Regions from separate parts of the Homo sapiens genome. Here region 1 is linked to region 2. Evidence: chromatin loops called from intact Hi-C (ENCODE). Cell type or tissue: sigmoid colon. All regions are shown on one strand. Links, peaks and the distances in the headings refer to the core of each region. The heading gives the core; the rest is flanking DNA.

What was found. Hi-C counts contacts between places; a loop is a spot of excess contacts. Peaks named below come from ENCODE experiments on the same cell type or tissue, not always from the same donor. Only the 100,000 strongest peaks of a DNase experiment are listed, where the experiment ranks them.
Region 1: it touches region 2 in a loop (2.1-fold over the local background); 2 of 110 quality-filtered maps call a loop at or near these places.

What each region holds. Positions count from the first base shown.
Region 1 is chr7:47,614,017-47,629,319 of GRCh38, reverse strand. It overlaps LINC01447 (long intergenic non-protein coding RNA 1447), which reads right to left and starts at 7,381. Exons shown (of 4, transcript NR_108090.1): 1 at 6,983-7,381; 2 at 5,586-6,208; 3 at 1,518-2,059; 4 at 1-623. RefSeq lists enhancers at 2,800-3,339, 14,009-14,553, 14,554-15,100. In sigmoid colon, for the core only: no CTCF peak of the experiment used is centred there; DNase peaks (open chromatin) are centred at 6,049 and 7,107; H3K27ac peaks cover 1,175 bases.
Region 2 is chr7:47,714,280-47,729,582 of GRCh38, reverse strand. No RefSeq gene overlaps it. Among named protein-coding and RNA genes, the nearest start is that of LINC00525, 40 kb to the left of the region's middle. RefSeq lists enhancers at 4,665-5,596, 13,458-13,752, 14,305-14,384 and a silencer at 13,458-13,752. In sigmoid colon, for the core only: no CTCF peak of the experiment used is centred there; a DNase peak (open chromatin) is centred at 9,032.

The sequences.
Region 1 (15,303 bases), core at 3,672-8,671, 98 kb after region 2:
GTGGGTTGCCACTGCTGGCTCCGGCAGCCTGCTTTTATTCTCTTATCTGGCCCCACCCACATCCTGCTGATTGGTAGAGCCAAGTGGTCTGTTTTGACAGGGTGCTGATTGGTGCGTTTACAATCCCTGAGCTAGATATAAAGGTTCTCCACGTCCCTATCAGATTAGTTAGATACAGAGTATCCACGCAAAGGTTCTCTAAGGCCCCACCAGAGCAGCTAGATACAGAGTGTCGATTGGTGCACTCACAAACCTTGAGCTAGACACAGGGTGCTGATTGGTGTGTTTACAAACCTTGAGCTAGATACAGAGTACCGATCGGTGTATTTACAATCCCTGAGCTAGACATAAAAGTTCTCCAAGGCCCCACCAGACTCAGGAGTCCAGCTGGCTTCACCCAGTGGATCCCGCACCGGGGCTGCAGGTGGAGCTGCCTGCCAGTCCCGGTGCCTTGCGCCCGCACTCTTCAGCCCTTAGGCGGTCGATGGGACTGGGCGCCATGGAGCAGGGGGTGGCGCTCGTCGGGGAGGCTCCGGCTGCACAGGAATCCACGGAGGAGGGGGAAGGCTCAGGCATGGTGGGCTGCAGTCCCGAGGCCTGCCCCGCGGGAAGGCAGCTAAGGCCTGGCGAGAAATCGAGTGCAGCTCTGGTGGGCTGGCACTGCTGGGGGACCCAGTACACCCTCCGCAGCCGCTGGCCCGGGTGCTAAGTCCCTCATTGCCCGGGGCCAGCAGGGCCGGCCGGCTGCTCCGGGTGCGGGGCCCGCCAAGCCCACGCCCACCCGGAACTCCAGCTGGCCAGCAAGCGCTGCACGCAGCCCCGGTTCCCGCTCGCGCCTCTCCCTCCACACCTCCCTGCAAGCTGAGGGAGTGGGCTCCAGCCTTGGCCAGCCCAGAAAGGGGCTCCCACAGTGCAGTGGTGGGCTGAAGGGCTCCTCAAATGCTGCCAAAGTGGGAGCCCAGGCAGAGGAGGTGCCAAGAGTAAGCGAGGGCTCTGAGGACTACCAGCACACTGTCACCTCTCAATAGGAGTTTTTCAGCTCCATTATATTATGGGACCACCATTATTGATGCAGTCCATCATTGACTGAAAAGTCATTATGCAGCACGTGACTCTGTATTTATGGGATTTTTTCATGTAGAGTAGGGTATCAGTTATACATTGCCTCATGACGGTTAAGTGTCCCTGTCACTTAGGAGCTGAAAGCAACCAAATGTATTATTTGGTTTCAGTGGGGCAGAAACTCAGACCAGGCTTAGCTGGGTGGTTCCAGCTCAGATTCTCTCCAGGGGTTGCAGTCAGGCTGTGGGCTGGCACTGACTTCTCTAAAGCCTCAACTGGGGCTGGAGAATTGCTTCCAAGTTTGAAACTGACCCAATAGTCCCATAGACAGTTTTTCGGATAAACATAGAAATTCACCCTTCTGGCTTGAAATTTACATTTGTTTTACTTGAGTTCCTTCCTCAGGAAACTAACTTCAGGCCTCTCAAGAAAAGTACCAAAGAACTGAAACTCACCAGATCACCGCATTCAGACAATGAGATGCTGCCCCCTCATTCATCATGATTGCTTCCGTGCCCCTCCCTAGTTGCTGTTTTCTTACACATTGTTTCATTTCTTCCCTGCTATACAAATCCCTCGTTTTAGTAGGTCAGCAAGATGGATTTGAGACTGAGCTCCCATCTCCTCGGTTGCAGCACCTGATTAAATCCTTCCTTGGCAATACTTGTCATCTCAGTGATGAGCTTTCCATGCGGTGAGCAGAAGGACCTGGACCAAACCCCTGGTGTTTTGGTAACAAGTTCATTCAGTCATGCAGCTCTTGACTGGAAGCCTCATTTCCTTGCTGCATGGGTCTCTCCGCAGAGCTGCTCATGGTGTGGCATGTGGCTTCCCTAAGAGTCAGCTATCCAAGGGAAAGAGCAGTCAAGATGGAAACCACAATGCCTTCTTTGGACCTAGTCCTCAAAGTCACACACCTCCACCTCAGCCAGATTCCATTCTTTACAAGTATCGCCAAACACAGCCCGGACTCAGGCAAGGGGAATCAGCTTCCAACCTTTAATGAGGGAATAACAAAGAAGTCATGGGCCTGGCCGGGCACGGTGGCTCACGCCTGTAATCCCAGCACTTTGGGAGGCCAAGGCGGGAGGATCACGAGGTCAGGAGATGGAGACCATCCTGGTTAACATGGTGAAACCCCGTCCCTACTAAAAATACAAAAAAATTAGCCAGGCGTGGTGGCAGGCGCCTGTAGTGCCAGCTACTCAGGAGGCTGAGGCAGGAGAATGGCATGAACCTGGGAGGCGGAGCTTGCAGTGAGCCGAGATCGAGCCACTGTACCCCAGCCTGGGCTACAGAGCGAGACTCCATCTCAAAAAAAAAAAAAAAAAAAAGTCATGGACCTACATTTAAGTCCACCACAACTAATTTTTCAGAAAAAAAAGAGACTGTATATGGAGTGAAATAATGACCTCATACCTTAAACTTACCAAGCTCTTGCTATATTTCATGGATTTCAAAGACACACTATTTTTTCACATTTGAACACCTCTAAAATTAGGAGGCGTTTTTCCAATAGCACAGTCTAGTTTCAGTGAAATGCAGTATTGTGTGTGGGCCTCGTGCCCTGCATTATTGCATTTAATTATTACAGCACTCATAAAATGTGGATATTAATGTGGCCATATTGAATGTGGGGCCCTGGGTGTTTGCTGAAGAGAGTAGGCAACTTGCCCATGTCCCTTACCTGGAGCAGAATAGAGCAAGGATTCAAATCCATGGGGCCCTCGGTCTTAACACTGTGCTGTCATGACTCAGTGGAGCGTAAAGAGGAATTGTATTTTGAAGGCTTCCTTTCAATCACTGCTTCCTATCTTGCTTTTCCACCCTCCCTTTTGCACCTCTGGCAATGTTTAGGTGTATTCCATTAGCTTTCTAGCCACTTTCAGCTATTCAAATGTTGATCTCAAATTCAGTGAAATCTTTCCTCTGTCTCTATGCAGATGACTGGTGGCTTGAAGAATGGTGAGGGGTCAGGGTAAAGGGCAAGGACTGCGGCTCCATGCTTGCCTAGGGACCTTGGACTTGGGGGCACAGGGGCAGGCTGCGCTTTTGAAACCCCTCCTCCCCACCTATGTTCTAGATCCAGCTCTTCCAAGAAGGACGGATGAGGGCAAACATCACTTCTTCAAATACCTGGGTGTGTGGAAATCCTTTCTCTCTCTGCTCTCACTGCATCTCTGGGCAATATGCCTGGCAGTTGATTGTCTGTGCACAGCAGGAGTCCCAGCGCTATGTGTTTCTGCATCCTCCTGGCCCAATCCTGTTGCCTAGTGCAGCGCCCTTGGTCAGCAGGGCCTCAGTGAACCGAGATGGGAGGGGGCAAGTGTCTTTCAGCCCATGCCTCCCATTCCCACCCCGGTCCTCTCTCATTCTTCACCCCCTGAGGCCCAGAAGGGGTGGCCTCCCCTCCTTCCTTTGGGTTAGATCCTTCTCTGACCAGAGCAGAAACCCTGAGAGATTTGGAAAAGGAGAAAGGACCATTACCTCCAGCTGAAAGGAGTCAGGAAGCCCTCTTTCTGCACCAAGCCTCTTTCTCCTGACCGGGGTATCCAGCTCAGCCTGGAGACAAAGGCTGCCAGGCTGCAGGGGTCATGGGAAATTAAATGCCACAATTCAGTATTTGCAATTTGTGGACCCCTTTCAAATGTAGTCTGTGAAGATCTATGTATAATTGTCAATGAAACCCCTCAAGCTAATAAGACTTAGCACAAACTTTCCTGTTTGAACTTTAAGATGATGATTGCAAATACCAGTGAAGGTGAACAGTGAGAATTGTATCATCTTGCATGAGTTCCTATAAGTGCATATTCAAGTGGACCTTAAAAATACATAAGGGCCAGGGGTCGGGTGCGGTGGTTCATGCCTATAATCCCAGCACTTTGGGAAGCCAAGACGGGCAGATCATGAGGTCAAGAGATTGAGACCATCCTGGTGAAATCCCGTCTCCACTAAAAAAAAAAAAAAAAAATACAAAAATTAGCTGGATCTGGTGGTGCGCACCTGTAGTCCCAGCTACTCGGGAGGCTGAGGCAGGAGAATCACTTGAACCCAGGAGGAAGAGGTTGCAGTGAGCCGAGATCGCGCCACTGCACTCCAGCCTGGGCAACATGAGCAAAACTCTATCTCAAAAAAAAAAAAGTAAGGGCCATGATCTAAAACCTGAGCAAAGAAAATCTCCCCAAATCTACATACTTGTCTCTGGGTGGTGAGACAAGGGAGAACTCTTTTCTTTCTTCCTTCTCTTTGGGTATCCCAAATGGTCTATCATAAGCATGTTTATTTTTAAATGGGGAAAAACAGCAACTTATTGAAAATGAGTGCAAGAAAAAGCCCCCTGAAGCATTTATAGGGAGTTTCATTTTATCACCACAATGTGGGTTCCAGAGAAAAGCATCACTTCCTTATTTGGGAACTCTAGCTCAGTGCCTGGAAAATGGTGAGTGCTGGGAGGTGTGCTGCCTTTCCTCCCCTCCAGCCCCAGCCCCACTTTCTCACTCTGCACCACCTCATGCACCTGGCTGGCTTCTGGGTGCAGCAACTGCAAATTCAAAAGGTAGAGAGAAGTTCATTTCCTAGAGAATTTTGGACAATTGTGTCTGCATCCCTAGAAGGAACCAGCTGACAGTGGCCAAGGACTAAGCCATTGGGATAGTCCTAGCTTTAGGCTTCCCCAACTCCATTGCCCATTTGGCCTCACAGAGTCTCACTCTAGGGTCAAATCACCATGCCTCCAAAGTCTGGAGGCACTCAGTGGGGGAGGCATGAGACCATCAGCCAGGGGCCAGCCTATGTCACAGACCTGACTTTGGGGTCACCCTTTTCATCCTATGCTTCAGAGGAGCATTATATCTTCTCTAGATACCGGAGGAGGCTCTAATTAGTCTAAATGCTGAGGAACATAGAGTGTCAGAAACAGTGCCAAGGCCTCCCCTTCAGAAGAGCCTCAGGGCTCAGCTTGCTCAAAGCTGTACCATATATATATAATAAGTATGTATATTTCTGAATGCATATCTGTATGTATGGATGTACATATGTACACGCTCACATTTACATACATGCACACACATATATTAAATATATACATCATGGCCAGGCGCGGTGGCTCATGCCTGTAATCCCAGCACTTTGGGAGGCCGAGGCGGGAGGATCATGAGGTCAGGACATCGAGACCATCCTGGCTAACGCGGTGAAACCCTGTCTCTACTAAAAATACAAAAATTAGCTGGGCATGGTGGCGGGCGCCTGTAGTCCCAGCTACTTGGGAGGCTGAGGCAGGAGAATGGTGGGTGAACCCGGGAGGTGGAGCTTGCAGTGAGCCGAGATCACACCACCGCACTCCAGCTTGGGCGACAGAGCAAGACTCTGTTTCTAAAATATATATATATATAATGTACATCATGCACACTCATTTGCATATGCTCAGACATTCTAGAATGATGCCTGGCACAATCAGAGGTTATAACCTCAGAGAGGATGGACTGGGAATATGAGTACCAGAGAGGGGAAATTTTGTCTCTTACCTGATATCGATTTGGTAACATTTGAATTTTTGTGTGCATTCTCTTTTCACAACAAAAGAAAAATGAGTTAAACTTAGTCTCAGCGCTGAATGGAAAAGTGAATGAGAGGGGTGGCCGTGGCAGTCCTATGGAGCACATGTGCTTCACTCTCTTTCAGCGTCACTCAGGGGACAAGGCCGTACTCACATTCACAGAGGCTTGGGCAGCAATACGTTCATAGAAAGCTCTGATTAATGACTCAGTCTTTGCCCCAAAGGACTCATGAGCATTCCAAACACAAATGTAAACACTCGCTGATCTACTGCATGCTGGAAAACGCGGCTACTCTTAGCAGGGCCTTGTAGGCTCTAAGATCCTGCAGCGAGCCTGTGGAGCTCAGCCTAATGGCTAAATGAGATGAAGCAGCTGCTTTTGATTGTGAGAAATTCCCCAAGCCCAACTGCAACCATAGTGAATGGAGTTATTTTTGAAGTTCAAGCTGCGCTGGATCTTTTCAAACAGCCAAGAGCATGTTCGTGGCAGCCCTGTTTTCTTCCACGGCCTTTCACTCCCTGTTTCCTTCAGAAATTGAGCACTGAATGTTAATCTTCATGGATCTCTTCTTAGCCACTTCCTGACCTCATCTGTGGGGGAGCAAAAAAAGATGTTTTTAAAAACTCAAAGTTTGAGAGAAAGATCTAAGAGGGCCTGAGTCTAATGAATTCCCAATGCTGAAAAGAGTTAGCATAACATTCCTTCCATGTTAATATTTGGCAGCCTGCACAGTGTTTGGACTGGAAGATAAAGTAGGAGATAGAGAGAGAGGGAGAGAAGAAGAGAGAGAGGAAGGTTGGGGGGGAAGGGAGGGAAAGAAGGGGTGGTAGAGGAAGGGGGAGGAGGGAGAAAGAGAAAAATGGAAAGAGAGAAAGCTGGAGAGACAGAGGAAGGGAGAGAGGGAGGGAGGTGGGAGGGAATGGAGACAGGAAGGGAGGGAGAGAGAGAAGTGGAAGAGAGGAAGTGGGATGGGGAGAGATGGAAGGAGATACATGTAGAGAGGAAGGAAGGAAGTTAGAGAGGGACAACAGAACAACTAAAAGAAGACAGCATCTCTCCAGTTCAACTCAAGATGAACTCTTCAGACATCAGCACTGTTTGAGGGAAGGCCTTGCCTATGGAGCCCTCTGCCCCAATTGATACGGAAGTGCTGGGAAGGGAAGAGTGTGGTCCCTTTAAATGATACGGAAGGGGAAAGGGAAGTGCTGGGTATAGGAGGGCATGATCCCTGGTTAGGGCTCCACCCCCACAGACCTAGGTGAGGACAACCGCTCCTGCCTTTGCATGCAAATGTTGCATTTCCTGAGACCACCCTGGCCTGCCACGCCCCCATCCTGTGCCTATAAAAAACCCCAAGACCCTACCAGGCAGACACACAAGCCGCTGGATGTGGAGAGGAGCAGATCAGCAGAAGAAGACACAGGCGGCCGGATATTGAGAGAACGTCGAGGGAGCATGCCAGCAGAAGAGCACATCAACAGATGCCGACATGCTGGCCATCGACTGGCAGAATGAGGCGGAGTTTGGCTGGAGCAGTCAGAGGAGAGCTGGGGCGGCCAAGTGGCCTGACTGCAGGCAAAAACCATCTCCCTTCTGGCTCCCCCATCTGCTGAGGGCTACTTCTACTCAATAGAACCTTGCACTCATTCTCCAAGCCCACCCATGATCCAATTCTTCCGGTACACCAAGACAAGAAACCCCAGGATACAGAAAGCCCTCTGTCCGTGTGATAAGGAAGGGAGTCTAATTGAGCTGATTAACACAAGCCGCCTACGGACGGCTGAACTAAAAGAGCTCCCTGTAACACATGCCCACTGGGGCTTCAGGAGCTGTAAACATTGATCCCTAGAGGCTGCTGTGGGGTCGGAGCCCCGCAACCTGCCCATCTGTACACTCCCCTAGAGGTTTGAGCAGTGGGACACTGAAGCAGTGAACCACAACCCCATCACACACCCTGCGAGGGGGACAGGGAACCTTTTCTTCAATCTTCTTGATCCCACAACTTGCTGCGCCAGTAGGAAATAAATGTGTCCTTCCCTAGGGGGATTTACGGAGCTCTGGCCCCACCCTGTATGACCCTCTTTCAAGTCCTGCTTCTTGCCAGCCCTGGGCCTTGTTGGGTAACTGGCTGGGCTGCACCGAGGCCTGAGACAAGTTCTCCTACCATTACTGTTTGGCCCCACACCCTGGCTGGCTCCACTGTCCCCAAGGCTCTGTGACGCGGCCACCGGTGGCCTGTCTCACAGCCATCACTTCGTTCCTTGCTAAGATAACCCAGTTTTGTTCAGGAACTTGTGGTTCTGTGGCTCGGGGTGTGGGGCTCACTCAGCCCCTCGCGCGCTATGAACAAATAGAGGTAAGTCTGCTGTAGTGGCCTCTGGGGATATTTTCCTCACCTTGACTGTGTGATCAGGGACAGGACACATCTTCTATGGCCCCTGGCCATTGTTGTGAGGGTGGGAAGGCCAGAGCTGCTACAAGCTTCTCCATCACCATGAGAAGCCAGCCCAAGATGTTCAACAAGAACCACAGGAAGGACACCAGGTCCTGGAGCTGCTGCCCTCCTGGGCTCCTGTGTGATTCTCCCCATGCAGCAAGCAAGGTGCCTGATGTCCTCCTGCGTGCAGGCGAGTCTGTAGACCACCATGCGGGTGAATCTGCGGCTCAGTGCAAGTCAGTGGGAGCCCAGGAGGTGGACATGGACGTCAGCCTGGGGCAGGAGAAGGGAAGCTGCAGTCAAATGTCAACAGGAGGGGCCGGGCACCGTGGCTCACATCTGTAATCCCAGCACTTTGGGAGGCCAAGGTGGGTGGATCACTTGAGGTCAGGAGTTCCAGACCAGCCTGGTCAACATGGTGAAGCTGTCTCTACTAAAAATACAAAAACTGGCTGGGTGTGGTGGTGTATGCCTGTAGTCCCAGCTACTCGAGAAGCAGAGGTTGCAGTGAACAGGAGATTGTGCCACTGCACTCCAGCCTGGGCAGCAACAGAGTGAGACTCTGTCTCAAAAAAAAAAAGAAAATGTCAGTGGGAGACTAGAAGTTAGCTCAACACAGTGGAGTGGGAGGAAGCACATCCCAAGCTGGGGAAGGACGTGCCAGCAGGTAAAGATATGGGGGAGAGACAGGACTGTGCAGTGTTGTCAGGGCTGAAGCCAAGGGTGGGAGCATGGAGAGAGGAGGGCCTGGAAGTAGATGGGGTCCATGAGGAGGGTTCTTAGCATCCTTATCCCCCAACTTGGCCATGGGAGACCAGAAAAGTTGGTCAATTATCCAAAAGCAGTCATATTTAAGTCTTTAAAAGATGTTTACTTTAGGCTTTATTATTTGCTTTTGTTTATAAAGACAGACACATGCTCAGGAACTGGCTGAGATGATGCCTTCACACGGATGGATGGAATACCCACAAGGTAATCCTGGAGACATCTGCAGCTGGAATTATTGTAGCTTGGTGTACCCCAATATCTCCAGCTTTTTAAAAAACCTGAGACCTTTATCAGCTGCTTCAGATGAGCTTTGAGATATACAGAAAATTTCTCATTCAACAGAAATTTATTGTACTTAGCTTGTATGCTAGGCTTTGGGGATGCAAATGAATAACTAAGACTCAGACTTTTTCTTCCAGTGGTTTACTGTCTTTGTTCCTTCAGGCTGTTGTAACAAAATACCATAGCCTGGGTGGCTTATAGACAACAGAAATGTATTGCTCACAGTTCTGGAAGCTGGAAGTCCAAGATCAAGGTGCCAGCAGATTTGGTATCTGGTGAGGGCCTGCTTTCTGGTTCATAGATGGTACTTTCTTGCTCCATCCTCAGTGGTGGAAGGGCCAAGGGAGCTCTTTGGGGTCTCTTTTCTAAGGGCACTAATCCCATTCATGAGGCTCCATCCTCAAGACCTAATCACCTCCCAGAGGCCCCACCTCTTAATATCACTACTTTAGGAGTTAGGGTTTCAAAATGAATTTGGGGGCTGGGAAGGCACAAACATTCAGATGATTGTGAAATGGAAACAGTTCCCTTGTCCCCCTCGCAGGGCATGTGATGGAGGAGTGGCTTGCTTCTTCAGTGCCCCACTGCTCAGACCTCTATGGGAGCATACAGATGGGCAGGCTGTGGGGCTCCAACCCCACAGCAGCGCTTAGGGGTGAATGTTTACAGCTGAAGCCTCAGTGGGCATATGTCACAGAGAGCTCTTGTAGTTTAGCCATCCATAGGCGACTTGTGTTAGCTCAATTAGACCCTTGCCTTATTGCAAGGACAGAGAGCTTTCTGTATCTTGGGTTCTTGCCTTGGTGTACTGGAAGAATCGTGTCACATGTGGGCTTGGAGAATGAATGCAAGGTTTTCTTGAGTGAAAGTAGCTTTCAGCGGATGGGAGAGCCAGAAGGTGGATTGGTTTTCCCCTGGAGCCGGGTCACACGGCAGCCTGGGCTCTCCTCTGACCACCCCAGCCAAACTCCCTGTTGTTCTGCTGATCGGTGGCCTGCCAGTATGGCAGTGCCCGTCAGTGAGTTCCTCTGGAAGTCCAGCTGCCTATGTGTTCCTCTTGACGTCCAGCTGCTTGTGTGTCTGCCTGCTAGGGTCTCCGGATTTTTACAGGCACAGGATGGGGGCATGGCAGGCCAGGGTGGTCTTGGGAAATGCAACATTTGGGCAGGAAAACAAAAAATGCCTGTCCTCACCTAGGTCCATAGGCGCAGGCCTGGGAGTAGAGCCTTAGCCAGGAACCATGCCCTCCTCTACCCAGCACTTACCTTCCGTATCATTTAAAGGGACCACGCCCTTCCCTTCCCCACTTCCATCTCAATAGCAAGTACCATTTTGTGGTGCCAACAGGCTCATGGAACCCCATATCCCAGAGTTTTCCTGCCATACAAGTAAAGATACATAGGCATTTTTTAGTTTGTTCAGGCTGCTGTAACAAAATACGTTAGACTGGGTAATTTATGAACAACAGAAATGTTATTTCTTATAATTCTGGAGGCTGGAAAGTCCAAGATCAAGCCACCAGCAGATTCAGCATCTGATGAGGGCCCATTCTCTGCTTCAAAGATGGAGCCGCCTTGTTGTGACCTTGGATGACAGAACGGGCAGGTGGCTCTCTGGAGCCTCTTTTTTAAGGGCACTAATCCCATTCACGAGAGCACAGGAACAGAGCCCTTCTTTTTCTTTTCTTTTTTTTTTTTTTTGAGACGGAGTCTCGCTCTGTCGCCCAGGCTGGAGTGCAGTGGCGCGATCTCAGCTCACCGCAAGCTCCGCCTCCCGGGTTCATGCCATTCTCCTACCTCAGCCTCTCCAGTAGCTGGGACTACAGGTGCCTGCCACCACGCCCAGCCAATTTATTTGTATTTTTAGTAGAGACGGGGTTTCACTGTGTTACCCAGGATGGTCTCAATCTCCTGACGTCGTGATCTGCCCGCCTCGGACTCCCAAAGTGCTGGGATTACAGGCATGAGCCACCGCGCCCGGTCGAACAGAGCCCTTCTAACCTTATACCTTCCAAAGGCCCTGCTTCCTTTTACTATGACTTTACAATTAGGTTTCAGCATATGAACTGGGGAGGGGACAAATATTAGGCCCAGCAGATATGTAATAATAACTAGCTGCCATTTATTGAAGAATTCATATCCTCCATACTAGGTAAAACACTTTCCATAAATTACATCAATTCTTCCACTATCCCCGTGGCAGGTTGTGACTCCCCAAAGAGGGCTGCCGTGATGTATGTATCCCATTCACGTGCTCTCACACAGCGCTGTCCTCCCACAGAGGACCTCCCTTGCATCTAGAAAGCAGTCATGACCACTCTGACTAGTAGGAAATGGCCAACAGGCACCAGTAGATATTGTTCCATCAAGTTTAGCCTAAAGCTGCTACTTACATATTTTAAGTTTGGCCTAAAGGTTTATCTGTACATTATGTGAACTGGAGCCTAAATGGAGTTATATACAGACTGTAGCCTACTCTTGTGCTGTCACTGAGTTTTGGCCAATTGAAGGTTGCCTATTGGCCAGGCGCAGTGGCTCACACCTGTAATCCCAGCACTTTGGGAGGCCGAGGCGGGTGCATCACTTGAGGTCAGGAGTTCAAGACCAGCCTGACCAACATGGCAAAACCCCGTCTCTACTGAAAACACAAAAAATTAGCTGGGTGGGTGGCGGGCGCCTGTAATCCTAGCTACTGGGGAGGCCGAGGCAGGAGAATTGCTTGAAGCTGAGAGGCAGAGGTTGCAGTGAGCCAAGATTGCTCCATTGCACTCCAGCCTGGGTGATGGAGTGAGACTCCATTTCTAAAAAAAAGGTTGTCAACTATGCAAACCATGTTCAAATAAGGCAAACACCGAGCTGTCACCAATCCAGCTGTTTCTGTGCCTCACTTCTGTTTTCTGTATGTCACTTTCCTTTATATGTCCATAAATCTTCTACCATGTAGCTACACTGGAGTCTCTGACTCTGGAGGCTGCCTGATTTGCGAATCATTCTTTGCTCAATTAAACTCTTTTAAAGTTAATTTGGCTAAATATTCTTTTTTCTTTTTTTTTTTTTGAGATGGAGTCTCGTTCTGCCATCCAGGCTGGAGTGCAGTGGTGCGATCTCGGCTCACTGCAACCTCTGCCTCAAGGGTTCTAGCGATTCTCCTGCCTCAGCCTCCCGAGTAGCTGGGACTACAGGCACTTGCCACCACGCCTGGCTAATTATCTTCATTTTTAGTAGAGATGGGGTTTCACCATGTTAACCAGGATGGTCTCCATCTCCTGACCTCGTGATCCACCCTCCTCAGCCTCCCATGATGCTGGAATTACAGGCGTGAGCCACTGCGCTGGGCCAAGATTTCTTTAAACAAAATTTTACAACTGGAAAAAAATATTAAGGCTTTGATTTGTACAACTGCCACTTGCTGGGGTGTAAATATGCCCATGGTGGGTTTCAGGCTACTAAGATGATGTCACTGAACATGAAGCTGGAAAGACATGTGCATTAACACACCATTAATGGTATTTCCACTCTATAGATAAGATCGATGTAAATAACTCCAAAAGCATAAATAACAGTAATATATGGTAAAAAATCATTTGGAAGTGACAAAGAATATATTGCCTTTGATTTTAATACAATGTAACTGTAAGTTTTTGTTAAATCTTAATGGTGCCTGTGATTAACAGGCACCCCAACATTTTTGAACATTTAATGATCAGTTCCTGGAGGCTGGTACTATCTGGCTCAGGCACGCTCCTTCCAAGGCCTAGAATATGGCTTCCACTCAGCTTAGTCCCTCTCAGGGTTGTGCCTGTAGAACTCTGGGCCTGTCGTGCTACCCTCAAGCCCAGTCACCCTGAAGCCACCATGCTGGAGGGGCCACATGGAGAGAAGGGAGAGAGAGAGGGCTAAAGATCCCCAGCTGTTTGAGTCCTGCAACACAGGTACCACACAGGGAGGGAAGAGCCTTCAACACAACCCAGCTCCAGCCCCAGTCTGAGCACACCCATGGGGACCAGAGACCTGAGTCAGCGCTGCTGACCTGAGCCCATTAGCCCCTAGGACTAGGAGACATAATAGTAATAAGTGAGCCGGGCACAGTGGCTCATGCCTGTAATCCCAGCACTTTGGGAGGCTGAGGCAGGTGGATCACCTTAGCCCAGGAGTTCTAGACCATCCCGGGCAACATGAGACCCCATCTCCACAAACAATTTTTTAAAAATTAGTCAGGCATGATACCATGTGCTTTAGTCCCAGCTACTAGGAAGGCTGAGGTGAAAAGATCACTTGAGCCCAGGAGTTTGAGATTGCAGAAGGCGAGATCACACCACTGCACTCCAGCCTGGGTGACAAAGGGAGACCCTAATTCAAAAAAAAGAATAAATAAAAAGTAATAAACGATTATTGTTTACAGCCATGAAGTTTTGGGTTGGTTTTGTTGTTCAACAATAGTTAACTAGAACAGTCCTAAGCTCACAGACAAGGAAACAGAGTTAGAGTGAGCATGAACTCTTCCCTAAGCAGAGAGTGGCAGGAGCTGGGCTCCCACAGAGTTTGTTGTCACCAGTGTCTTGACTGCTTGTTGTTACTAGGCTTACCCTTTAAGATAGCATAACACATTCAGATATTAAGTGAAGCTATGTTTATTTTATTTTATTTTATTTTATATATATATATATATTTTTAGACAGAGTCTTACTCTGTTGCCCAGGCTAGAATGCAGTGGCGCGATCTCAGCTCACTGCAAGCTCTGCCTCCCGGGTACATGCCATTCTCCTACCTCAGCCTCCCGAGTAGCTGGGACTACAGCCGCCCGCCATCAGGCCCGGCCAATTTTTTGTATTTTTAGTAGAGACGAGGTTTCACCATGTTAGCCAGGATGGTCTCGATCTCCTGACCTCATGATCCACCCACCTCGGCCTCCCAAAGTGCTGGGATTACAGGCATGAGCCACTGTGCCTGGCCTATTGAAATTATTTTAAACATTAAATTGATTTCAGTCACTTATAAGTCATTTAAGGTAAGAGGGTGAATTCATGAGTTCCCGAATAGGAAGTGGGGAGACTCGATTTCTCTCTGGCCAGGCTGGTGCTATCAGGAAGTATGCCTTTCTACTGCACGGGCACTGCACTGGTCAGCCGAAGTGTCCTTTCTCCTGTGTTCCCTCGTTTGATAATCAGACCAGTGTTGGCAAGATGGGAATAGAGATAATGGGCCAGCCTTTCTGGTTGCCCATGGCCTAGGGGTGAGGTTGGGCTGGTGGGGTCAGCATGGACATCTAGGGTCCTTGAGTGCAGTCATAGAGCCACGGGCCAAGTCTGGGGCAGCACAAAGAGGGCCTTCAGCTCCACTGAGGGCCCGGAGCTTCTCAAAGGCAGAGATCTTGGCCAGAGGAGGACTGGCAGGGGTTTGGCAGCACAGGAGAAAGCTGGTTTTATGCTGAGCGGTGGCATACAGCATGGCATTGTGGAAGGAGAGGTTCTACACCTGCCTGTGCCAGGAACAACAGGCATCCTGCTGCACGAGCCATCCAGGTGTGAGGGCTCTGTCCTGCCCACAACGGCCAGCCCACCTGCCTGGAAAGCACTGCTGCTGCTTGGGGCCAGCCATTCGATTACTCAGCATATCCTCTGTCCTCTGCTTTGTCTGCTGAAAAGGCCAGGGCTCTTTCCTAGGCCCTTCAGTTCCACAAGCTCGGGGCCCAGCTCTTTGGTGCAACTGTGTGTACTCCTGAAGATGGACATTTTACAGATGGCTCCAAATTGCTCTGTTTTCCCGCTGTCCCAAGCATCTGCAACAGCTAACACCAGGCTCAGGTACATTTTTGTGTTAGGGGTTGCACACAAGCAGATATCCACCAAGATTTTCCCCAACTAGTCACTACTAGGAGCAGTTACTCCTACTAGTCTTTACTGAGCCAGATCTTCGGAAAAGCTACCAGTTAAAATTCTGTCCTGGCCAGGTGCGGTGGCTCATGCCTGTAATCCCAGCACTTTGGGAGGCCGAGGCAGGTGGATCATGAGGTCAAGAGATCAAGACCATCCTGCCAACATGGTGAAACCCCATCTCTACTAAAAATACAAAAATTAGCTGGGAGTGGTAGTGTGCACCTGTAATCCCAGCTACTTGGGAGGCTGAGGCAGGAGAATTGCTTGAACCCAGGAGGCAGAGGATGCAGTGAGCCGAGATTTTGCCACTGTACTCCAGCCTG
Region 2 (15,303 bases), core at 6,131-11,130:
GAGAATTTAAAAGCCTCATACACTGCTGGTGGGAATGCAAAATGGAGTAGCTGCTGTGGAAAACAATCTGGTGGTCCCTCAAAAAGTTAAACATAGAATTCCCACATGACCCAGCAATTCTACTCCAAGGGACATACCCAAGAGAACTGAAAACACATGTCTACCCAAAAACCTGTACACTAATATTTATAGCAGCATGATTCCAAATTGGCAAAAAGCAGAATCAACCCAAATGCCCATCAACTGATGAATGGAAAACAAAATGCATTCCAGCCAGACAATGGAGTATTATTCAGCTATAATAATGAATGATACATGCAACTGATGCATGCAACAACACACGCCTGAACCTTGAAAACATGGCTCTCAGTAGATGTGTATTCCAGAACTGGATTATGGTTATGGTTCCACAACCTTATGAAGATTGTAGACATTGATAATGGTGGCGTGTATGGTGTGTGAATTATATCTTAATAGAATAAATGACAAAAGTCAAGGGGAAAGTGAGGGTGCAGAAGTCCTCTAGTTTACTGAAGGGGGATCGTTAACATTCTAACTGACAAAAAGAGAAACTCCTTACCCTGGAGCTCTTGTGAGATGCAGTGGCAGTGGAGGCTGGGGCAACACCAACCGTTGGAAAGGAAGGGAGCCATGGGCACTCACGTACGCTGCTGATGAAAATGGGCACAACCACTTCAGAAAACCCTTGGAAAGCAACTACTAAATATGAACATTACACAAACCTGCTCCCTAGAAACTTCCTTCCTAGGAAAAGCCCAACGTCAATGCGAGCACATAGACATAAATAGACATATAGGAATGCTTACAGAGGCATCATTTGCTGTAAACCAAAACCAGGGAACGAGGAGGAAACAGCCCACAACTGTCCATGGATAACAGGATAGCTGAAGCAGGATACTCACACAACAAAACACTATGCAGAATAAAAGTGAGTGAACTAATACTACACACAACAGCAAGGAGAAATCTCTCAAACGCGAAGCCGACCCTCAATCTCTCAAACGAGAGGCCTTATCAAAGGCATACTCAGTGGATAATCCCCATTATAAAAGTTCAGAGACAAGCAAATCCATTTGTGTCACTGGAAGTCAGATAGTGGCCACCTTTGAGAAGGAGAGAATGGCTTCCGGGGTGCTGCTGACCTTGGCATTTTAATCTGAGTGATGACGCTCATACAGGTACATTTATATACAATGTGTGATAACCTTCAAAGAGTGCGCTTGTGACCAGAGACCTTTTCTGTTTATTAAAATTCAATCCTTAAGCTAGAGTTTAAACTTGAAAGCCATCAGCCCTTTGATGAAATTGCTAAAAATACAATAAAAATTTTTCAATCTGGAGTTAAAATTTGAAAACAGCATGAAGTTGTATGCAGCCTACTCTCTCAAAATTCAAAAATTTCATCCATAAAACTTTATATCGATCCCTAACTTTCAGAACTAAAGTATTTCTGGATTATAACTAGTCTGATTCTCGTCTAAACTATAACCACATTAAACAAAAAAGTATGAGTCTTTCAATTGGGCGGTCAGTTTTAGTTTAAAAATATCTTTTTAAATATGAGCACATCTGGATCTTCTAATCATAAACAACTCCTTTTTAAAATGTGTTTAAAAAGCTTTTATTCCTCAGCAAAGGAATTGGATCTCTTTGTTGACTTTAACATTTGCAGAGAAGATGTTGACCTAAAAATTCTTAATGTATCTAGATATTTAATTTTGTTTTATAACTTCATAATTCTCTTTACTGATTCTTCACTCCTCTAGCATTTAATTTTAATTTGTTCACTTGTGTTAATTATAGGTTAAGATTTGTGTGTGTAAGCTTATATAAGTGTGTTCATATTTTTGTGAGAAAGACAGTGAGAGAAGGTTTAAAAACAAAGGAGAGAGTGAAAGAATGAGAAAAATAATTGGAATGAGAGAGAGAATATATGTAGTATAATTGATGCAAAGTACTGCATCAACATACATGATTACTTCAGGGCTGTTCAGCACGATTTTTTAACCTGTTTTTTTTAAAAAAAAAGCTGGCAGGGCATGGTGGTTCACACCTGTAATCCCAGCACTTTGGGAGGCCAAGGCAGGCAGATCACTAGGTCAGGAGTTCGAGACCAGACTGGCCAAAATGGTGAAACCCTGTCTCTACTAAAAATACAAAAATTAGCCGGACATGGTAGCGGGCACTTGTAAACCCAGCTACCTGGGAGGCTGAGGCAGGAGAATTGCTTGAATCCAGGAGATGGAAGTTGCAGTGAGCTGAGATTGCACCATTGCACTCCAGCCTGAGCAACAGAGCAAGACTCCATCTCAAAAATAAAAAGAAAGAAAGAAAAGAAACAACAGGGCACTCCATCTTGTGGAAAGATGGAATAAACTCACTTTTCCCTAAGCATAACTAAAAAGCCTGGGCACTGGGTATTAAGCACAGTAAGAAGACTCTGAAGGTAGAAAGAAGGCAGACTGTATAGAGACTTTGGGCCCCCACTGAATGGCTCAATGGTGAGTTCTTTGGGGCATCTTCCCCTTGCCTCATATATATCTCAGACAGGGAGATGGAGAAGCCAATGACCTGGAGATGCCAGTGGGCACAGACAAAAAAAAAAAAAAAAGCAAGAAGAGCCAACTCTCTTATGACCCTTGTGACAAAGTGTAGTCAACCATATGCAGAAATCAGTGTCATTCATTGCAAGAAGAACAGAAAAACAAGTTCATTACTATGGTAATAATCTGGTTTCTGTGCTTAATGTCAAATAACAAGTTGCTATTGCTAGGTTGATATTGTTCTGAATATTGAGGAAATGTGAAATCTCTTTATACTTTTATAATAAGATTTCCTATTGTTAATCTATAACTAGTCCAGCAGAGCTTTAATTTCCTCCTAATAGGACATTTAAACATTTACCAGGTTATGGAGAGTTCAAAAATCAGGTTTTCAATCAGCAATTCCTAATTCAACTTCTGCTCTCTACAGGCTAACACACACTAATGAGGAACATTGCTTCTTTACAAACCAGAACAGCAACATGCAGAGTAATCAGTTTAGCCCTGCACCCTCCAGCCAGAATGCCTCCAACTGGCTCGCTACAGATGCACCTGGCTGGATGTTAAATTGTTGAAGGAAGAAGCCATTGGTTGGAAACTCTGTGTTGGCTTTATAGTGGAGCAGCAGAGTGAAAAAATTAATAAATACATAAAAACCAAAAACAGAACTGGGAAACAGTTTTGGTGCCAGCCAGTCTGGCTGAGAAGAACCAGCCTCCACTTGATCATGCCTGCTGCCATGCCTACCTTCCTTTGGTCTCTGACCTCTCCAGCAACATGCACGGAAGGGCACCTGCTCTATGGGGCATGGCATTGACCTTCTTCCTCTCACTCAATCATCCCAGCCAGCCTATAAAGTAGGTAGAGCGACAGCTTCACTTTGCAGGTGAAGAAACTGAGGCACAGACACCTTAAGTAATGTGCCATAGGACACCAGTGTTTTACTGGCACCAAAGCCTATTCTCTCAACTGCTGGGCAACACTATCTATGTTTCAACTCTTCTTTTTTTTAATTGACTCTCACATCTCTCCATGCTGACCGTTGGCCTAATCCCCATGTATAATTCAGTAAAGGTAAATGTTCTACAAGGAGCCAAACACTGTGTTTAAAATATACGCTTCCCAATTTTGTTTAATCCAAGTTTGAAATGTAGTCTTCTTAGAAGAAAGAGACTTTCATGCAATCCTCCATGAGTGTAAACTTTGTGTTCATAGCAGAACATTTGATGAGAATCAGATCAAAGGTGTTTCTGGCTGTATCCTGAGTACAGTATTCTACATACAGTATTCTGTTTTGCTGGTTGGGAGCAGATTAATCATCTAGGAGAGGTTGAGTTGACAGAAATGGACAGATCGCAGGATGGAGAGCCTGCCCTTCCCAGCTCCGCAGGCCAGGGGGAAACCCCTGACACGTGGGGGCTAGGCAGAATGACTTACTGAACAAACACACCATGAGCTGAGTGCCCAGCCAACCAGATAAAAACATCCTTCACCAGGAAATTGAGGTATCAGGCCTCAGTGGCTTTTCAGGGTGTGGATTCCTTTAAGGGCAACCTTGTTCTCAAGAGTTCATTGTTTTGGTTCCTGCTAAACTCCCTGAAGGTAGTTTGCAGATAACCCCAGAAATGGGCAGGAGGGCCTGCCAGCAGCATGGGGCAGGCTTGTTTCTTTCTGAGGAGCCCAGGCCCCATGCCCTTCAGCATCACTCAAGACCACAAGGTCCCCACTCCCTGATGGAATAGCCACCCCCACCTGGCCTGGCCAGCTCCTGGCCACTCCTTTACTGCTGTCTAAATCTCAGAGTCCATCAGTGTGGAACATGTCAGATTCAGAGTTGCTCAGATATTTCCCCAGAGCTTGTATAGCACCAGGACCACCCATTGTCTGCCCTCATCATCCCAACTTGGCAACCTACCCCGCCCTTCTTACATTTCCCTCATTGGTCCTTGCACATTTCAGCTTTGCAGCCAGGCTCAGCCATTTAACCTTATTTCTGGGAATTTCAGAGTGAGCACTGGGTAGGCCTGGAACCTAAATCCCATGGCTTCCATAGGCAAACGTGTCTCTTTTGTCTGTCACCAGATCAAAGAAAGGGGGAAAGGGAAGGGTTTGGTTGGAGGTGGGGGAACAGTATTCTTTCATTCATAGGCAGAGACTGGCTTGTGTAAAAGTTTCAGGTTACATGAAATCTAAGCAGTATTGAAAGAATCCTGATGACTTCATCTCCAAATGCCTTGAATAGCCTTCCTCAACATCCTGCTGGGGCCACCCTGGGGTCGGGGACTTGCAGGCTTTTTAAACACATGGGCTTTGCCAGCTGCACAGGGTTTAGGGGACTGTTTGCAGCTTGGATGTATGTAGCTCTTTGTCGAGGGAGGCAGACCATTTCTAACCATACCTGGCCCTGCACCCTCCCAGGCTGTTCCACCTGCTTCAGGCCCTTTCCCTGCTCCTGACTCCCAGAGCAACGTCACGCCACACCTCAGGGGCCAACTCGAAGGCCGCACACCGGGCACACACCTTCCCCAACGCTGCTGCTCTGAGCTGGCACAGGGGCGTCCCCACATCCTGCCAGTGGCCCTTTAGGCCTTGCCTTGTAGGAATTGCAGGAGGCCTCAGACAATCGCCCCAGGATGACAGAGCCCTTGAGAACAGTGTCAGCGTCAGACTTGCCCTGTATCCTCCTCATGCATGGCCAGTGGGAGACTCCAGTAGACACCGGAGGGGTGGACTCAGGAAAGCATGAACGAATGGCCGAAGGATGACAAAGTCTCACTCCTCTAGGGGTATGGCAATTTCCACACAGCTTTCACACCCAGTATGCCAGCGGTTCCCAACCATTTTGGCACCTGGAACCAGTTTCCTGGAAGATAATTCTTCCATAGACTGGCAGTGGCGGCAGGGGAGATGATTTCAGGATGAAACAGTTTCACCTCAGATTATCAGGCATTAGTTAGATTCTTAGAAGGAGCATGTAGGCCAGGCGTGGTGGCTCACGCCTGTAATCCCAGCACTTTGGGAGGCCGAGGCGGGCGGATCACGAGGTCGGGAGATCGAGACCATCCTGGCTTACACGGTGAAACCCCGTCTCTACTAAAAATACAAAAAATTAGCCAGGAGTGGTGGCGGGTTCCTGTAGTCCCAGCTACTTGGGAGGCTGAGGCAGGAGAATGGCATGAACCCGGGAGGCAGAGTTTGCAGTGAGCCAAGATAGCGCCACTGCACACTCCAGCCTGGGTGACAGAGCAAGACTCCGTCTCAAAAAAAAAAAAAAAAAAAAAAGAAGGAGCATGCAACCTAGATCCCTCATATGTGCAGTTCACAATAGGGTTGGAACTCCTATGAGAATCTAATGGTGCCGCTGATCTGATGGGAGGCGGAGCTCTGGCGGTCATGCTTGTTCGCCTGCAGTTCACCCCCTGCTGTGCGGCCCAGTTCTTAACAGGCCATGGACCGGTACCAGCCCGCAGCCCAGGGGCTGGGGACCCCTGCATGAGGCCATCTCCAGGGTCACACAGACAGTGCCATTCATACTCGCTTATGGCTCCAACCAGAACCCATGGTGCATGAGACCCATGTCATGGAGAATAATGGAGTGACTTGAAATCAGGACTTCCATCTTGTACCTGGGAGGGCACAGAGGTGACCACAGAAGTAGCAGAAGTCAAGTCCACCCCTTGGGGCAAATGCAAACCAGCCATTGGGCTAAGAAGGTAGACGGCCATGTGTAATCCCCCTGAAATGTCACCCAGTACTCATTTCCATCTATGCGCAACTTCTGTGTTCCCAGCACAGAATAAGTAAAAAGTGGGGGAAATTAAAAATTAAATGTGGAGTTAGGAGGTCTTGGCTTCTGTGTCTCCAGCCATTGAATAGGAGAGCAGTAACGGAGTAGAAGATGATGGTTTGGAGGCAGAACCCCATGGGCTGGATGGCGGCCACAGGATGGGTTTGAAGCATAACAGGAGGTAACCACATCAACTCATTCAATCCTTTGGGGTCATCTTCAGGTCCAACTGCCAGGTGCTATGGGCTGAACTGTGTCCCTCCAAAACTCATACACTGAAGTCCAACCTCCTGGGCCCTCAGATGTGGCTGTATTTGGAGATAGGGTTTCAAAGAAGTAATTAAAGTAAAATGGGATGATTAGAGTAGGCCCTCATCCAATATGACCTGTGTCCTTATAAGAAGAGGAGATTAGGACAGAGACACACAGAGGGAGGACCATGTGGGGACGCAGGGGGAGGACCGTCATCTGGAAGCCCAGGAGAGAGGCTTCAGGGGATTCCAGCCTGACAACATCTTGATCTTTGATTTCCAGCCTTTAGGGCTGTGAGAGAGAAATGTCTGTTGTTTAAGCCACCCAGTCTGTGCTATTTTATTACAGCAGCCTGAGGTAACCGAGACATGAGGGTCAACCTTATTAACGCTTTGAAACTGAGGAAACCGAGGCTGTGAAAAGACTGAACTGGGATGGTTCCCAGATGTGTCTGGCTCCTCAGCGTCTCCTCTTCCCACCACACCACAACCACGGGAAGAGGGCACAGCACCCTTTTTCCCTGTCCCAGGTAGAAAGTCCAGAAGATAGTGAGCAGGTCTTAGGCCAAGAGGAGGTACTCAGAGCCGAGCTGAAGCCCCTCGGCAGAACTGTGTGGAGCCAAAGGAGAGTGAGGACAGCATGGCCGGAGGAGCCCAGCACACAGGCCTCCAGAGGGGGACAGGCCAACGTGAGGACAGACGCTGCTCATGGAGACTGGCCCACAGCCTGGGTGAAGGGTATCAGGGGCACAGAGTGATTCACCAAGAGCTGGAGGTAACTGGAGGGGCTGGGGAAGCACAGGTTTGGGGAACCAAGTCCAGAGAAAGAGAAAAAGCGCTAGTCTCAACAGGGAGAGAAAGTGTCCCAGGTGTGTAAGGAATGTGACAGCCTCTGTCAGCGAAGTCTGGGGTTGCTGAGCACTGGACTTGTCTGATCTGACATCAGAGTCAAAGCACCAGATGTGCTCCCCAGGAGGTTCTTCCCCCGCAGAAGCACAGACTCCCTACAGACGAAGACCCCCTCGGGCTGGCCAACTTGCGGCCGAGACCTTCCCAGGAGACTCTGACCAGTGGCCAGGGAAAAGGAGAGTTGGGGAGCAAGCAGCCCCATCACAGCCTTTCTGGAAGCAGTACCCCGTGAGAAGGGGCTCGGGGGGACACCTGTCGGCCAGGTAGAGAAGCGCAACAGGGCCATCCTGTTCTGCCCCTTGCTTCCTGCCTCCATGAAGGCCCAAAAACCCATATCTGTGTGTAAATAGGTCATGGGGTGGGGGTGGAACTGCCACTTACTCAGCACTGTCCTATGCCAGGACTGAGCATTCATTCATTCATCATCTCAATCAACACTGAGAGCCTCCTCCATGCCAGTCACTGGGAATACAGTGGGAAGCAAAAACAGGGCCCTGGCCCTACTGAGTTGGGATTCAGTGCTGCACACTTTCACACGAGTCAGAGACATTTCATCCTCACATCATCTCTGTAGAGTGGGCAGCATTAACTCGAAATTAGTAAAGAGATTCAGAGCGTTGGGCACCTTATCCATAGACACAGCATGGTGCAGGCCCCGAGGGTTCTCAACTAAAGGCCGTTTTGCCCACAAAGGGACATTTGGCAATGTGGAAGACATTTTTGGTGTCATAAGTGGATGGTGCCACTGGCATCTGGTGGGTAGAGGCCAAGGATGCTGCTAAACATCCTACGATTCCCAGGACAGGCTCCGTAGCAAAGATTTCTCCAGCTCCAAAGGTCAACAGCACTGAGATGAGGAGACACAGCTGCAGACCTCACTGGAGCTCACTCACCTCCAGTTCTGCTCACGGAGGCCCAGGATCTCCACACCCCAAGACCCTCGCAGGGGGATTGGCTTGTGGCTGCTCTGGATAAAAGGCATGAGAGGAAGTGCGTGTGTCACTTCTGGGCAGAAGTGTAAACATGCGGGTGACAGACCTCCATGGACGTTCCCCCACCATGAAGGTGAAGGTCGCTTTCTCTGGAGCTGGCCAAGCTTGGAGACAGGAGCAGCCTGCAGGGCTCGATTTCTGTACAAGGGACAGCTGCCCTGTGAAGTCACGGGCCCACAGAAGATTTTGCATATGTGAGAAATAAACAAGGACAATGTGAAACCACTGAGATTTAGTAGATGTTTCGTTACCACGGCAGAGCCCAGTCTAACCTGACAAATACACACGCTGGTGAGGACTCATGCCAACATTCAAGGCCAAGCTTCAGCCTCAGCCTCCTCACCTGCCAAAGGCATGTTGTGAGGGTCCAGTGAGATAAAGCATGTGGAGCACTCAGGATGGGAAGACAAGCCTCAAAGCCCAGGCCCTGGGCATGCTGCAGGCAGGTGGCCAGTGTCCTGGCCATCATCACCATCTGCATGCGGGGGAAGAAAGAGAGTGTGAGCTCACAGACAAGAAGGAGGCCAGGTTGTGAGACGGCCAGGCTGGGCCCTGGAGGCGTGGGAAGAAAGCAGCTTCCCCAGCCCTGCGCTGGCCCTGAGCCCTGAGTGCACGTGAAGAATGAGGTCAATCAGCCAGCATCTTCATCTTCCTGCAATGCTGCATGAATGAAAGAAATGAATTTCAAATGACTTGGACCAGTATCTAATTATTATGATTTATTAACACCAAGTACATAAAGCAGCCCCTGGACATGACATTCCCCATTCCCCCCGTGAGTCTGGGAGCCTGGCGAGCCTCCTGCTGCACCCTGAGCAATTCTTTTCATTATCAGCATTATTATTATTTATAGCAGCCCAGCCACCAGGAAGCAGGGCAATCACCAATCTCCATAAAGTTCGCAGCAAGTTCAAGGATCGGCCAGGAGGCCTTGAGGGCAGCTATGAAAATCAGAAAACAGCTTGGCAGCTGGGGAAAGGGGACCCCAGTGGCCTGAACGTCTCCAGAAGTTTTGGCCTGTCTGATCTAAGAGGCTCACTGACAGAAAGGTGAGCTGGTACAACTTCTGCACCTTCTCTTTCTTAAAAAAAAAATGTGGTAAAATACACTTAACATAAAATTTACCATTTTAACCATTGTAAGCGTACAATACAGTTCAGTGATATCTAAACACATTCACGTTATTGTGCAATCATCACCACGCTTCATCTCCAGAATGTTTTCGTTGTGCAAAATTGAAAGTCTGTCCCCATTCGACACAAACTCTCCATTCTGCGTCCCTCTAGCCCCTGGCAGCCACCACGCTACTTTCTGTCTCTATGAATTTGACCACTCTACATCTGTCACATGAATTTAGCTATTCTAGGTCCCTATTCTGGGTTCCTTAAATATCATGCAGTATCTGTCCTTTTGTGCCTGGCTATTTCCTATTTCCTGTAGCAGAATGTCCTCAAAGTTCATCCGTGTCATAGCATGTGACAGAATTCCCTTTCTTTTCAAAGGTGAATAACACTCCATTGTATGCATATACTACATTTTGCTTATCTATTCATCTGCTGGAGGACATTTGGGCTGTTTCTCCTTTGGCTACTGTGGATAATGCTGCCATGAACACAGGTATGCAAGTATCTGCTTGAGTCCCTGATTTCAATTCTTTTGCATGTATATCCAGCATGGACTCACAAGATCATATGGTAATTCTAGTTTTCATATTTTGAGAAGCTTCCATACTGTTTTCCACAGTGGACACACTATTTCATGTTCCCTGCCCCCCAACACAAGGGCTCCAATCTCTCACCACTTCTACGCCTTACTATTAGGACCTTTCGGTGATCACTATGACTGCTGGAATTCGCCATTATGGAGTACTTAACAGTGTACCCAGAACTTCCACATTCTCTCCAACTCCAAAGGTTGAGGGCGATGCTAAGCTCGTAGGAGCTTTGGAATACAATCATAGTAACACTTTCTCAGATTCAAGAAGCCGCATGTGTTCTCTAAACTTCATTCTGAATGGAGGTTGGTCAACAATGCTACATGAAGACAACATGTAATGCTTAATCACAGAGGAAGATGTGCAAATGTAAATGCTGTCATACTTGTCTATATAATAAACAGAAACCATACTCTCATCAGACACATTTCTTTGCTCAGCATATTACCTTCTCCTTCTCCCTCTGGGTTGGAAGTCACTGGCAGGATTTGAAGAGACGAATCCTGAAGAGATGTAAGGTATCTTGGTTAACTGGTGGGTTTTGGAAGCAGTGCAATCCAGCCCTGTGCCCCTAGGTGAGGCACCTTTTCCCTCAGAGATGGTTCGTCATGTGTAAATTGCGGCTGGTGACAGGATTTAATAGTCACAATAGTCGTCACTTACCAGGTGCTCCCTGGGTTTCAGGCACTTATTTTTAAAATTGAGAAAATTCACGTGTAATAAAATTTACCATTGTAAAGTGTACAATTCAGTGGCTTTTTAAAGCGTGTTTATAAACCATCATCATGATTTAATTCCAGAACATTTTCATCACCCTAGAAGAAACCCTGTACCCATTAGCAGTAATCCTGCACCCAATTCATCACCTACCCCCACCTCCTGGCAATGACAAATTAACCTACTTTCTGTCATTATGAATTTTCTTATTCTGGACACTTAATATAAATTGAATCATATTAAACATGGTCTTTTGGATCTGGCTTCATTCACCTAACATAAAGTTCTCAAGGTTTACCCACCTTGCAGCACGTGTCAATACTCCATTCCTCTTTACGGCTGAATAATATTTTATTGCACCTATATGCCACATTTTGTTGATCCAGTCATCTGCTGATGGACATGTGAGCTGTTTCCACCTTTTGGCTATTATGAATAATGCTACTAAAAACTCTCATATGCAAATTATTGTGTAAACATTTTGTTTGTTTGGTTTTTGTTTTTTGGTTTTTTGAGGCAGAGTCTTGCTCTGTCACCCAGGCTGGAGTGCAGTGGCGTGATCTCGGCTCACCACAAGCTCCACCTCCCGGGTTCACACCATTCTCCTGCCTCAGCCTCCTGAGTAGCTGGGACTACAGGCGCTCGCCACCACGCCCGGCTAATTTTTTTGTATTTTTAGTAGAGACGGGGTTTCACCTTGTTAGCCAGGATGGTCTCGATCTCCTGACCCCGTGATCCGCCCGCCTCAGCCTCCCAAAGTGCTGGGATTACAGGCATGAGCCACCACGCCCGGTCTGTGTGAACATGTTTTTAATTCACTTGGGTATATAACCTAGGGGCAGAGTTGTTAGGCTGTAGGGTAATTATATGCTTAACTTCCAGACTGTTTCCACAGTGGTTATACAATTTTACATTCCCACCAGCCTTGTAGGAGTGCTCCAATTTCTCTTCTTCCTCACTGACACTTATTGTTGTCTGTCATTCTGATTACAGCCATCCTGTGAATGTGAAATGGTATTTCATTGTGGTACTGATTTAATTCTCTTAAAGACTAGGGATGTTGAGTATCTTTTCGTGTGTTTAGTGGCCATTTGTGTATCTTATTTGGAGGCATGTCTATTCAGTTTGTATATTTTTAATTAGGTTATTCGTCCTTTTATTGTTGAGTTGTATGAGTTCTTTTTATATTCTGAATACTGAAATTATCTATTATTCTTTGGTTGTTTGTGCTTTTGGTGTCATATCTGAGAAACCACTGTTAAATCCAAGGTCAGGAAGATTCAGTCCTATGTTTTGTTGTAAGAGATTTATAGCTTTAGCTCTTACGTGTAGGTCATTGATCCATTTTTGAGTAGATTTTTGTATATGGTGTGAGGTTTGAGTCTAGCTTCACTGTTTTGCATGTGGATTTCAGTTGTCCTAGAGCCATTTGTTGAGAAAAAAAGAGTTGTCTTTGTGCTCTAATTTAAAATCAACTTCCCATAGATATACAGATTTATTTCTGGCCCAGACACTGTTCTAATTGCTTTTGCCTTGTAGAGTAATTGTGATGATTAAATAAAGGGAGAGAAAATATTTTGCCCACTTCAATACTTATCCCCTACACATATGACAAACTGTGAATAGTTGCAAGGATTTTTTTCACTTTTACAAAGCTTGATATTTGTTTTGTTTTGTTTTGTTTTTGTTTTTTAATATGGAGTCTCGCCCTGTCGCCCAGGCTGGAGTGCAATGGAGCAATCTCCTCTCACTGCAATCTCCGCCTCTTGGGTTCAAGCGATTCTCCTGCCTCAGCCTCCCGAGTAGCTGGGATTACAGGTGCACGCCACCATGCCTGGCTAATTTTTGGTATCTTTAGTAGAGACCGGGTCTCACCATGTTAACCAGGCTGGTCTCAAACTCCTGACATCATGATCCACCTGCCTCAGCCTCCCAAAGTGCTGGGATTACAGGCATGAGCCACTGCACCAAACCCCGATATTTCTTACTTTCTATTTTAATTCGGAATAATATTTGGCATTCTTCCAGGATGGATTTTAATGGCTTATGTATTAGGAATCATCAATAGACAATAAATTTATTTATTAAGTGCTATTAGGTCATTAGGTTAAAAAAATAAATAGGGCCAGGAGCGGTGGCTCACGTCTGTAATCCCAGCACTTTGGGAGGCCGAGGCAGGCAGATCATCTGAGGTCAGGAGTTCAAGACCAGCCTGGCCAACATGGCGAAACCCCGGCTCTACTAAAAATACAAAAATTAGCCGGACTTCGTGTCAGGTGCCTGTAATCCCAGTTACTTATGAGGCTGAGGCAGGAGAATCGTTTGAACTCGGGAGGCAGAGGTTGCAGTGAGCCCAGATCGCACCATTGCACTCCAGCAAGAGAGAAACTCCATCTCAAAAAAATAAATAAATAAAAATTTAAAAATATATAAATAAATAGACCTTTAACAAGTTAAATGTAAATAATTTAGTCCAACTAAATTATTAATGGATAAAGATCCCATCAAAAAAGAGACGCTTTACTTTTTCCACACAGAGTAATGATTGGAATTCTCTCCCCTTTTTCGGGTTAGACATCTGAGACATGAAAATTAAAGGACAGGCCTAGATCCAGCTGGAGAGCCGGGCACCAAGTCAGAGCCCTTTGCACCAAGTCCAGGGTCCTTGTGTTTCATGCATGCAAGCCCTGCCTTCTTGTTTACAGATGGGAAGCCCAGCGAGTCCTTCTTTAGCAGGGGTGACAATGTTGTACATTAATCTGTAACACCAGGGACATTAGGCCCCCATGTATGATTGTTAGGCAGAGACAAAATAGGTGGGGTCTCCCTAACAGAGCATGCTGAGGAAAGGACTTAGGCATGGGATGAGAGGAGGTGCCAATGGTTTCTTAGTTGAACATATGATCAAGCACTTTCCAGAAGTATATGTTGACATGTAACCTGCCCTGCCCCACGCAGGGCCTTCATGGGTCAAAATGGCTACCCGCGGGTCACAACCAATGACCTCTGGTTACTTCACAATTGTCATGTGCCTACTTGGGTTGGGGTGGGGGTGTCGCACTGTGGTGGTCCACAAAAAATGAATGGAAAAGATTAGGCCTTTCTGTAGCAAAGGAAGCTTACTTTAAGTAAAGACTGAGATTGCATCTGCTGTGATCATATTGGATGTTGGTCTGCATGGCTGGAAGGAAAGAAACCTGAAAGAGAAACTATGCAAATGACAACCATCCAAGACCACAGCATCTCCCCCACAGTCAATCCTTGTGTTCAAAGGACAGTTGTGTTTTCAGCACCCAATGGAACTTCCTCAAATTGCCGAGAAAGTTTTGATGGTTATTGCTGCTGTTTTATGAGGATTTATTCAATATTTCCTACATGTGATACTTACTAATTATATATTCAATATCTCCTACAAACCATACTTACGAATTATTTCTAATTCTTGCAAGAACTCTAGAGTTTAGGTATTATTTCTCATTTTACAGTTGAGAGAACTGAGACTCAGAGAAGGCGTGCCAGTGTCACTGAGATTTTAGGAGATAGGACAGAAACAGAACCTGTCTATCAAAGCACAGATGTTTTCACCCTCCGTACTGTGGGTGCTTACCTCATATTTTGACTAAAATGTTTTATTTGGTTTATTTAGCTTCTGAAATTTGTATTCCTCACACCTGTCTTTATGTGCCTGGGGGGGAAATCTTAAGCATTGGAACCAACATCCCAGTGATCAGAGAGCAGAAAGAATTCATGGCTTCCTCCCCAGTGGCCCAGGTAGGGCTGACCCGGAACTCTGCTCAGAGCATGGATGTCTCAGTTGCTCTGTGTGCAGCTGCCTTGTGTGGAGTGAGCTGATCAGGAGGAATTTCTTCAGGGGAATATAAAACTCTTTGCAATCAGGATTTTCAGGGCTAGCTTCAGGCTCCTGACTTCTGAGTAACTAGGTCAAGGCTATTTCAAAATTAGCAGAATGGTACTCATCTTCACTATTGGTATCTAACACTGACCTAGAAATAGCAAGTGATTCAGTACGATAAGAAGATGAAAGAAAAATACTGGAAGTGAGGGGGTAAACTATTAGTTTATTACTTCCAGATAAACTAATTAAAATTATTACAAACTAATTATTTAAAACTAATTTAAAATATCTACACAAAATCTTAAGAGATGCTGGGCGCAGTGGCTCACGCCTGTAATCCCCGCATTTTGGGAGGCCTAGGCAGGTGGATCACGAGGTCAGGAGATTGAGACCATCCTGGCTAACACAGTAAAACCCTGTCTCTACTAAAAATACAAAAAAATTAGCCAAGCGTGGTGGCGGGCGCTTGTAGTCTCAGCTACTCGGGAGGCTGAGGCAGGAGCACGGCGTGAA